Linked DNA regions of Homo sapiens: region 2 is linked to region 1. A link is a loop called in an ENCODE intact Hi-C map of the cell type or tissue named here. Cell type or tissue: right lobe of liver. All regions are shown on one strand. Links, peaks and the distances in the headings refer to the core of each region. The heading gives the core; the rest is flanking DNA.

Evidence for each region. Hi-C counts contacts between places; a loop is a spot of excess contacts. Peaks named below come from ENCODE experiments on the same cell type or tissue, not always from the same donor. Only the 100,000 strongest peaks of a DNase experiment are listed, where the experiment ranks them.
Region 2: it touches region 1 in a loop (2.1-fold over the local background); 40 of 110 quality-filtered maps call a loop at or near these places.

What each region holds. Positions count from the first base shown.
Region 1 is chr19:39,202,727-39,208,096 of GRCh38, reverse strand. SYCN (syncollin) reads left to right here and starts at 3,834. Exons shown (of 2, transcript NM_001080468.4): 1 at 3,834-4,237; 2 at 5,101-5,272. The coding sequence starts at 3,843. The coding sequence ends at 5,110. In right lobe of liver, for the core only: no CTCF peak of the experiment used is centred there; no DNase peak of the experiment used is centred there; H3K27me3 peaks cover 1,192 bases.
Region 2 is chr19:39,312,888-39,318,257 of GRCh38, reverse strand. It overlaps LRFN1 (leucine rich repeat and fibronectin type III domain containing 1), which reads left to right. Exons shown (of 5, transcript NM_020862.2): 3 at 2,122-2,176; 4 at 2,885-4,327. The coding sequence starts at 2,922. Among named protein-coding and RNA genes, the nearest start is that of LRFN1, 5.3 kb to the left of the region's middle. In right lobe of liver, for the core only: no CTCF peak of the experiment used is centred there; no DNase peak of the experiment used is centred there.

The sequences.
Region 1 (5,370 bases), core at 105-5,104:
AGACAGAGTCTCACTCTGTCACCCAGGCTGGAGTGCAATGGCACGATCTTGGCTCACTACAACCTCCGCCTCCCAGGATCAAGCGATTCTCCTTCCTCAGCCTCCTGAGTAGCTGGGATTACAGGCATGTGCCACCGCGCCCAGCTAATTTTTGTATTTTTTTAGTAGAGACAGGGTTTCACCATGTTGGCCAGGCTGGTCTCGGAACTCCTGACCTCAAGTGATCCTCCCGCCTCGGCCTCCCAGAGTGCCAGGATTACAGGCATGAACCACCGTGCCCAGCCTATATTATATTTATAAATAACAATTATATGGATTGTTCATAATGTATTATATCAGTTGTAAATTACTTTATAGAGACGTCTTTTTTTTTTTTTTTTTTTTTTTTGAGACAGGGTTTCCGTCTATTGCCCAGGCTGGAGCACAGTGATGCAATCACAGCTCAATGCAGCCTCGACCTCCTGGACTCAAGTGATCCTCCTGCCTTGGCCTCCTAAGTAACTGGGACTATGGGCATGTGCCATCATGCCTGGCTCATGAGACCTCATTTTCTATTATCCCATTGAAGGTAGGAGGAAACTGAAGCTCAGAGAGGTAAGTTCATTTTCCCAAGGTTGCTCAGCAAGCAGGTGGCAGAGTAAACATCCGAACCCACTTCCAAGTGTTTCCAGTCTTTGGCTCTCTACAACAGCCCTACCCCACCCGAGGTGGAAGCCACAGCATCTAAGGAGGACCAGCAGGGCATAGGTTTAGCTGAGTGACTGTGGATAACAGCAAATTGTTGGTGTTATGTTGTTGTGATGGTTGAGGTTTATTGAGTCCTTACTATGTGCCAGGCACTGTGCTAAAGGTTTTAATAATAATAATGATGCACCGGGTGCAGTGGCTCATACCTGTGATCCCAGCACTGTGGGAGGCAGGAGGACCGATTGAGCCCAAGAGTTCGAGACCAGCCTGGGCAACATGGTGAAACCCCATCTCTACAAAAAAAACCAAAAAATTAGCAGAGTGTGGTGGTGCGGGCCTGTGGTGGCATGTTCTCTACTTGGGAAGCTGAGGTGGGAGGATTGCTTAAGCCCAGGAGGTTGAGGCTGCAGACCTGGGAGACGGAGTGAGACTATCTCTTAAAAAAAAAAAAAAAAGATGGTGGTGATGATGATGGCAAATGCTCATATGGCACTTAGCAAAGGCCGATCCCTTCTCTAAGTGCTGTTATGTGGATTAATTCATTTATTCCTTTTTTTTTTTTTTTTGGCAGGGTCTCACTCTATCACCCAGGCTGGAATGCAATGGCACGATCTCAGTTCATTGCAGCCTCGGCCTCCCAGGTTTAAGCAATTCTTCTGCTTCAGCCTCCCAAGTAGCTGGGATTACAGGCACCTGCCACCACGACCGGATAAGTTTTGTATTTTTAGTAGAGATGGGGCTTTGCCATGTTGGCCAGGCTGATCTTGAACTCCTGACCTCAAGTGATCCTCCTGCCTTGGCCTCCCAAAGTGCTGGGATTACAGGCGGTGAGCCTCTGCGCCCAGCCCAATTAATTTATTCCTTATACCAGCACTCTGAGGTAGGTACCATCAGCGTGTCCCTGAGGCCTTCATGTGCACAGCTTGTAGAGGAGCTGGGATTTGGACCCAGGCAGTTTGACTCCATGGACTGTCCTCCTAAACCACATCCCTTCTACCATCTCCTGCAACCTTTTCAACATTCGTATGGCGTAGGAGGAAACATTACCCATTTCACAGATGAGGAAACCAAGGCCCACACCTGTACTGACAGAGCCAGTGGACCCTTGTCTCTCTAATCAGCGCATCCACACACTTGACCCTGTTTTGGGAAGAGGCTGGGAACTCCAAAGAACCTTGGAAGGGCTTTGGCCAGGCTCCCAGAGGTCCGGGTCCCTGTTCAGCCCGAGGGTTCCAATCTCCCTCTCCTTCCTATACTGCTCTAATTTTTCCTTTGCTTGTTTCTTTTCTCTTTCTCTCTTTTTTTTTTTTTTTTTTTTTGACAGAATCACTCTGTCACCCAGACTGGAGTGCAATGGTGTGATCTCGGCTCACTGCAACCTCTGCCTCCTCGGTTCAAGCAATTCTCCTGCCTCAGCTTCCCGAGGCTCTGTGTGTCACCGTGCCCAGCTAACTTTTGTATTTTTAGTAGAGACAGGGTTTCACTATGTTGGCCAGGCGGGTCTCGAACTCCTGACCTCAAGTGATCCACTCACCTGGGCCTTCCAAAGTGCTGGGACTACAGGCGTGAGCCACTGCTCCCGGCCCTTGTTTCATTTCTATTGGCTGATTGGTAAGAGCTCATTTTATATGATAGGAATTGAGTCTATTTTTCCCTGGATGGGTTTGTGGGTTTTGTTTTGTTTTTGCTATATGACAGTTTTTACAGTTTTATACAGCTCAAAATCTATAAAACAAGATTGAAGTTTTATAGATTGAAGATTTCCAACCTTAGTTAAGAAAGTCTCCTGGCTCCTGGGGTGGGAGTTGCAGGCTGTTCCCTCCCTCTCCCTCTCCTAGGCCTGTCCTTAGCATGTGGGAGGGAGGAGTGCATTTCTTGTCAATTTGTATGCACTCTTTTTTTTTGACGCGATCTCGGCTCACTGCAACTTCCACCTTCTGGGTTCAAGTGATTCTCATCCCTCAGCCTCCCGAGTAGCTGGGACTACAGGCATGTGCCACCACGCCTGGCTAATTTTTGTACTTTAAGTAGAGACGGGGTTTCATCATGTTGGCCAGGCTGGTCTCGAACTCCTGGCCTCAAATGATCCACCTGCCTCAGTCTCCCAAAGTATTGTGATTACAGGCGTGAGTCACCGCGCCCAACCTGTGTGCACTCTTTATATATTATAGCTTGCAATGCTATGCTTTTGAAATGTTGCAAATATCTCCTCAAGCCTTTGTACACTGTCTTGCAAAAGGTTTTTAACGTGTTATGCAAATACTGCTATCTTGTACTTCACAGATTCTGGATTGCCAGCCTTGGTTGGGAAGATTGCCCAGTCTGAGCCTGGTGGGGGTGGGGGGTGGGGCGTTGGGCTCCTCCCCATCTCCTTCTCTACCTGCCCCCCCCCGCCCCACCACGAGGGCCTCTATCCTTATCTCCAGCTTCTCCTTTCCCAAGGTCCTGCCTCCCAGGGAGGGAGCCTGCCCAGCCAGGAGGCCCCAGCCTCCCACTCCTGCCTCCCCCTCCCAGTCTTTCCTTATTTAGAATAAGGGTTGTTCCATTCCTTATCTTTTTTTTCCTGTCTTTGTTGCCCAGGCTGGAGTGCAGTGAAACGATCTCGGCTCACTGCAGCCTCGAACTCCCGGGCTCAAGCGATCCTTCCGCCTCTGCTTTGTGAGTAGATGGGACTACAGGCCATGCCACCACGCTGAGCTAATTTTATTTTTCAGTAGGGATGGGATCTTGCTATGTTGCCCAGACTGGTCTCAAACTCCTGGGCCCAAGCGATCCACCCGTCTAGGCCTCCCAAAGTGCTGGGATTACAGGCGTGAGCAACCAGCAAGCCCCTTGTCAATTTTTAAGAGCTCTTCCCATTTCTGTCTATTAACCTATGCCACCCTCTGTGTTGCAAATGACTCCTCCTCAAGTTCTGTCTATTGTCTCTCTTTATAATGTTGTTGGTCACCTAACATCTTAAGGTGCTAAGTTGTATACACAGCGTCCACCTTGTACTCAGGGTTGTGGGCTTCCGACCTAGGTTAGGCAGGTCTCCCGGCTCCTGAGGGAGGGGCGCCCTCCCCTTCCCTCGATGAGTCCTTATCTCGCAGCTTGTCCCTTCCCACGGGTCGGGCGCATAAAAGCGCGCGGGGCTGCGGCAGGGCACTGCCACCATGTCCCCGCTGCGCCCGCTGCTGCTGGCCCTGGCCCTTGCCTCCGTGCCTTGCGCCCAGGGCGCCTGCCCCGCCTCCGCCGACCTCAAGCACTCGGACGGGACGCGCACTTGCGCCAAGCTCTATGACAAGAGCGACCCCTACTATGAGAACTGCTGCGGGGGCGCCGAGCTGTCGCTGGAGTCGGGCGCAGACCTGCCCTACCTGCCCTCCAACTGGGCCAACACCGCCTCCTCACTTGTGGTGGCCCCGCGCTGCGAGCTCACCGTGTGGTCCCGGCAAGGCAAGGCGGGCAAGACGCACAAGTTCTCTGCCGGCACCTACCCGCGCCTGGAGGAGTACCGCCGGGGCATCTTAGGAGACTGGTCCAACGCTATCTCCGCGCTCTACTGCAGGTGCCCGGCCGCCCAAAGCTCCGAGCCCACCCCAGGCCCAGGCCCCAGCTCCGCATAAGCCCCCACACCCACCACCCAAGCCCCGAGGCTGCTCCACACCCCTGAGCTCCCGACTGTAACAGGGAGCACCAGGCCTCCCTAGAACCAGTCCTGGAGGCCCCCATCTCAGAGTCCTCACCCAAACCAGGTCCTCCTTCTCCTCACCCCCAGCACCCGGTCCCCACTCCACCTGCAGCCCAGGCCCCTGGGACGGAGATTTCCGCCCCAGCTCTGAGATTCAGAGCCAACCCTCCACCTTCTGGAATCTTCCGCCTACCCACCCGCCCACAGCTGTACTTCCCAGAGAGGGCTGGCTAATTCTGGGGACTGAGAGCTCCTAGACCCCCTCACCCTGGAGTCCCCAGAACCAAAGCCAGCCCCCACTCCCCAGATCATCACATCTCAAAGCTCCCAGACTCCAAAACTAACCCAGACCTCAAGACTCCAGACTCGATTATAGGAACACCCAGTGTAGCCTTCATGCTCTCCACTCCCCTAGACCCTCCAGACCAGCCTCAGCCCTAAAATCAGTCCCACAGCCCACCCCCAAGACCCAACCCTGGAGGTCCCTGAGGCCACCTTGCACTCACAGACCTGGGACCTAGATCCAGCGGTGACACCCTCCCAAACCCTCCCCAGCCACTCCTGTCCCCCAAGAGCTCCAAGGAGCCCCCAGCTCCAAACTCCCAGGCTAGGATCCCTGGTTCCTGAACTTGGAGCCTCAGACCCAGACTCCCCAGCCCCCACCCAGTCTCAGGCTTCTAGAACTCACCAGACTCTGGGTCTCTGAGAGCCCCTGGAAGGAATTCTTGATTACATTTCAGGTGCAGCTGATGCATTGCTGGTCTCTCATCTGCAGCTTCCACAGAGTGCCAAGCCCCTCACTCAGCCCATCCCTGGGCTCTGCTCCGGGGCCCCAAGACCCAGGAGGAGGAGCGTTCTGCCTGCCCCCTCCCACCTCCCCTGCAATACAGCCTTTGTGCAGTTGTCCCCGTCTGTCATCTGCTTGTCCCTGGGATGCAAGGACCGGGTGGGATGGAGGAGACAGCAGGGTGGTTGGGCCTGGGTCAGCCCATACCCAGGACAATGCCATG
Region 2 (5,370 bases), core at 274-5,273, 110 kb before region 1:
TGGGGGTCTGGAACCCTGCCTCGCATGGATTTCAGTTCAGGGGATGACAGTTTCCTGAAGGACCAGTTGCCCACCACTCTGTCCAAGGCTGGGGAGTGGTGACAAGGTCAGGAACATCAAAGTTGGGTGAGGGCTTGTGGTGGCCAGGTGGCTCTGGGGAGCAGGTGGGGGGTTTCAGGCCAAGAGACATTCATTCTCAGGATGGTTAAGGTGTTTGGGAAAGCAAGGTTTCCTCATGATATCAGTAAAGGATACAAGAATATGTCAAGATATGAAATGACCCCTGCATTTAGAGGGTTGAGTGAATATGTTTGCCCATTTTGTATGTGCGTGTGCATGGGTGTGGGAAGATCTCCCGATAGCCTGACCTCCTGGTGGCTGAGAAAGCTGGAGAAAATAATAAATTAGTAATAATAATAGTAATAATAATAATGATAATAGCAGCAGCTCACATGTATATAGTGTTTACTTTGTCAGGAACTATTCTAAGCATGTCATAAAATATTATCTCATTAAATCCTCATAGCAACCTTATGAGGTGGGTGCCATTATTATTCCCATTTGACAGATGAGCACACCGAGGCACAGAAAGGGGAAGTCACTTGATTAAAGTCACACAGTGGGGAGGTGAGGTCTGAACCCAGGCAGTAGGGCGGATTCTGTCCTGCAGTGCTGCACCACTCTCCATAAATGTTAGCTATTTCCATTGCTATTATTATTCCCTCCATTTGAGTCCTACCCCAGCTGTCGGAGGCGAGGCTCTGGACTTCTGTTTCATAGACTGGGATTCTGAGCCCTGAAGACCCCACAGCCAAGCAGGGGCAGACTCAGGCTCCTAATTCTGGAGTCCCCCTTTCTAGGCCAGGGTTTCCAGTACATTGTAGAGTAGTGATCTAGAGGGAGTGAAGGACAGATTTGGGGTGAACTCAGAGATGGTAGGACACCCCGATCCGGCCTCTTTTTCCGCCTTCAGCCCGGTCATTGTCTCTCTTACTCTCTGTCTCTTTCCTCCTCTGTCTTTTTCTCTCTAATACTGTCTCTATTTTTCTCTCCATCTCTGTGTCTTTTTTCTGTGTCTCTCTCTTTTCTGTGTCTCATTCTTCACTCTCAGTTTTCTGTCTGTTCACCTTCCTTTCAGACTCATCTTTTTGTCTCTCTGTTTCTCTCCCAATCTGTCTCTCTCTCTTTGCCAGTCCACTTCTCCCTCCCCCTGGTCTCTCCTTGTCTCTCTTCACCTCTGTCTCTGACTTTCCTGGTCTCTGTCCCAGGCCCCCTCCCCACTGGCAGGAAGATCAAAGCCACCTAAGGCCGTAGCCCCAAACACAGATTCCTGGGAGGTAGGCCAGCAGGGGCTAGGGTACAGGGCAGGGTGGGGTGAAAACAGTTTTAGGGACGCCCCCTTCCCATCCTTTCCTCTTCACCCCCCGCCCACCCTGTGTTGTGATGGGAACTGACATGTCGTGGGCTGCAGCCGCCGCAGGGGGAATCCCTGCCGGAAGGTTTTGCCTGGAGCAGAGACATAGCGTGAGTGTGTGAGTGTGTGAGTGTGTGTGTGTGTGTTGTGTGTACCCAAAGATGTGAGCATGAAAGTCTGCCTTGCTTGGGAGCTCAACTGAGCCCAGGATGAAACCAGACCTCAGAGAAGGCCTTCCTGAGGCTGAACTGGAAGACTCTGATGTGTTTTCCTCAGTCCCTCCCACTTTGACACTCTCCCTGCCAATGCCAGAGGCGGGAGGGGGGAAACCCTTAACATTTATTGAGTACTTACTGTATGCCAGGCATGGTCGGTGGTACATGAATGAAGATGGTACAATTATCATCCCAATTTACAGATTAAGAAATTACAGCCTAGCTAGGGGAAATCATTGGCTTGGGGGTCACAGAGCTAGCAAAAGGGGAATCAGGATTTGAACCTGAGTCTGTTTGATTTCAAAGTACTTACTCTCAATAATAGGGCACTGTTCTATGCCTGGTACATATTAAGCACTTGATGATCATGATGATGATTGCTAACATGTAATAAGCACATTTTATATGCCTGGCACTATTCTAAGTATGCTATGTTCATCAATACATTTAATCCTCACAGAAGTAAGGCCTGTTTCTATCTCCCTTTTACAGATGAAGAAACCGAGAATCAGAGAGGTTCAGATACTTGCTGGAGGTCACACAGCTAGTAAGTATCAGAGCTGGGATTTGGAGCTAGGGAGTATGGCTTGGATAGCCAGGGCCTTAAACCATAGTTAACAGTGATTTTTTAGACAATTTAGTGGGTACTGGAGGGCCCAGGTTGGGCCAGGTGTCACCCCTCTGGTTGGGAGATCATGAGAGGTTTGGGAGCTACTACAGGAGGGGCAGAGGTGAGGGTGGGACACGCAAGTAGGGACAGGGGTATTCTATCAACCAGTATAGAGATATTTTTATTTTTATTTATGTTTTAAGATGGAGTCTTGCTCTGTCGCCCAGACTGGATTGCAATGGTGTGATCTCGGCTCACTGCAACCTCCACCTCCCTGGTTCAAGCGATTCTCGTGCTTCAGCCTCCCAAGTAGCTGGGATTACAGGCGCCCACCACCATGCCCAGCTAATTTTTGTATTTTTAGTAGAGACGGGGTTTCACCATGTTGGCCAGGCTGGTCTTGAACTCCTGACCTCAGGTGATCCGCCTGCCTCGGCCTCCCAAAGTGCTGGGATTACAGGCGTGAGCCACTGTGCCCAGCATGGAAGTGTTGTAATCTGTTGTTAATAGCTGATAGTGGCTTCCTCTCACCATCCTATGGAACCCAGCTGTAGGCGGTAGGGGAGGGATCCAGGCCTGACTCGTAGCAGGACATCCCATGGCGGCCAAGTCCCACGCCTGGGTAACCGGCTCCTTCCCCGGCAGGTCTCACCTCCCACCCCTCCTGCCTTCCCACTGCACCATGGCTCCAGGACCCTTCTCCTCGGCCCTCCTCTCGCCGCCGCCCGCTGCCCTGCCCTTTCTGCTGCTGCTCTGGGCGGGGGCATCTCGTGGCCAGCCCTGCCCCGGCCGCTGCATCTGCCAGAACGTGGCGCCCACACTGACAATGCTGTGCGCCAAGACCGGCTTGCTCTTTGTGCCGCCCGCCATCGACCGGCGCGTGGTGGAGCTGCGGCTCACCGACAACTTCATCGCCGCCGTGCGCCGCCGAGACTTCGCCAACATGACCAGCCTGGTGCACCTCACTCTCTCCCGGAACACCATCGGCCAGGTGGCAGCTGGCGCCTTCGCCGACCTGCGTGCCCTCCGGGCCCTGCACCTGGACAGCAACCGCCTGGCGGAGGTGCGCGGCGACCAGCTCCGCGGCCTGGGCAACCTCCGCCACCTGATCCTTGGAAACAACCAGATCCGCCGGGTGGAGTCGGCGGCCTTTGACGCCTTCCTGTCCACCGTGGAGGACCTGGATCTGTCCTACAACAACCTGGAGGCCCTGCCGTGGGAGGCGGTGGGCCAGATGGTGAACCTAAACACCCTCACGCTGGACCACAACCTCATCGACCACATCGCGGAGGGGACCTTCGTGCAGCTTCACAAGCTGGTCCGTCTGGACATGACCTCCAACCGCCTGCATAAACTCCCGCCCGACGGGCTCTTCCTGAGGTCGCAGGGCACCGGGCCCAAGCCGCCCACCCCGCTGACCGTCAGCTTCGGCGGCAACCCCCTGCACTGCAACTGCGAGCTGCTCTGGCTGCGGCGGCTGACCCGCGAGGACGACTTAGAGACCTGCGCCACGCCCGAACACCTCACCGACCGCTACTTCTGGTCCATCCCCGAGGAGGAGTTCCTGTGTGAGCCCCCGCTGATCACACGGCAGGCGGGGGGCCGGGCCCTGGTGGTGGAAGGCCAGGCGGTGAGCCTGCGCTGCCGAGCGGTGGGTGACCCCGAGCCGGTGGTGCACTGGGTGGCACCTGATGGGCGGCTGCTGGGGAACTCCAGCCGGACCCGGGTCCGGGGGGACGGGACGCTGGATGTGACCATCACCACCTTGAGGGACAGTGGCACCTTCACTTGTATCGCCTCCAATGCTGCTGGGGAAGCGACGGCGCCCGTGGAGGTGTGCGTGGTACCTCTGCCTCTGATGGCACCCCCGCCGGCTGCCCCGCCGCCTCTCACCGAGCCCGGCTCCTCTGACATCGCCACGCCGGGCAGACCAGGTGCCAACGATTCTGCGGCTGAGCGTCGGCTCGTGGCAGCCGAGCTCACCTCGAACTCCGTGCTCATCCGCTGGCCAGCCCAGAGGCCTGTGCCCGGAATACGCATGTACCAGGTTCAGTACAACAGTTCCGTTGATGACTCCCTCGTCTACAGGTGGGTGCGGGTGCTGCAGTCCCAGGGCCTCCTCCCAAGCCCAGGGGGACCCTCCCTCCCACCTGCCCATTCCCTTGGCCTTCTTGCTCAGCCAGGGTTCTAGATGGCTGTGAGAGCTGTTCCCGCCCTCCTTTGCCCTGTCTCCTCTCTCTATTTCTCACTGTCTCTGTTTTTCGTGCTTATAGAAAATATTCGCTGAGCACCTACATGAACCCGACCAGGGCTGGGCACTGGAGTCCTAACAGTGACTGAGCTCAGCATGAACCCTGCCCTCATGGGGCTCATGGTCGATATCACTGCTCCCCACAACAATCTGATTGTGCACCTCTTCAGTTAAACATTTTGGAGCATGAAACACACACACACATTTACAGTGACATTTATTTATTTGTTTGTTTTGAGACTGAGCCTTACTCTATTGCCCAGGCTGGAGTGCAGTGGCACGAACTCAGCTCACTGAAACCCTCCGCCTCCCGGGTTCAAGCGAATCTCGTCCCTCAGCCTCCCAAGTAGCTGGGATTACAGATACCCACCAACACACCCAGCTAAGTTTTGTATTTTTAGTAGAGACAGGATTTTACCATGTTGGGCAGGCTGGTCTTGAACTCCTGACCTCAAGTGATCCGCCTGCCTTGGCCTCCTAAATTGCTGGGATTACAGGTGTGAGCCACCGTGCCTAGCCTACAGCGACATTTATATTTATAAATTATATACCAGTACTACTGAACCAACACATTGGGTACATTACAGAAACAGAAAACAAAACGTATGAGAAAAATATGTTATTTCCACCCTCACTTGGGTTTGAAGCCATTGCCCTGGTGGGGACAGACCATACGGTGTCAACAGACATTTTAAAAAAAGAGTTATTTTCTCCCATCGCCTCCTTATTTCTCCTTTCACCTCTCTGTCTGTCTCTACCTTCTCTGCCCTCGTTAGGCACAGAGCCCCTGCTTTGTGCAAACTCCTGAGCTGGGTGCTGGGGACACAGGGAAACCACCCAGACCCTGTCCTCAGGGAGCTTATAGCCCAGTAGGTCGTGG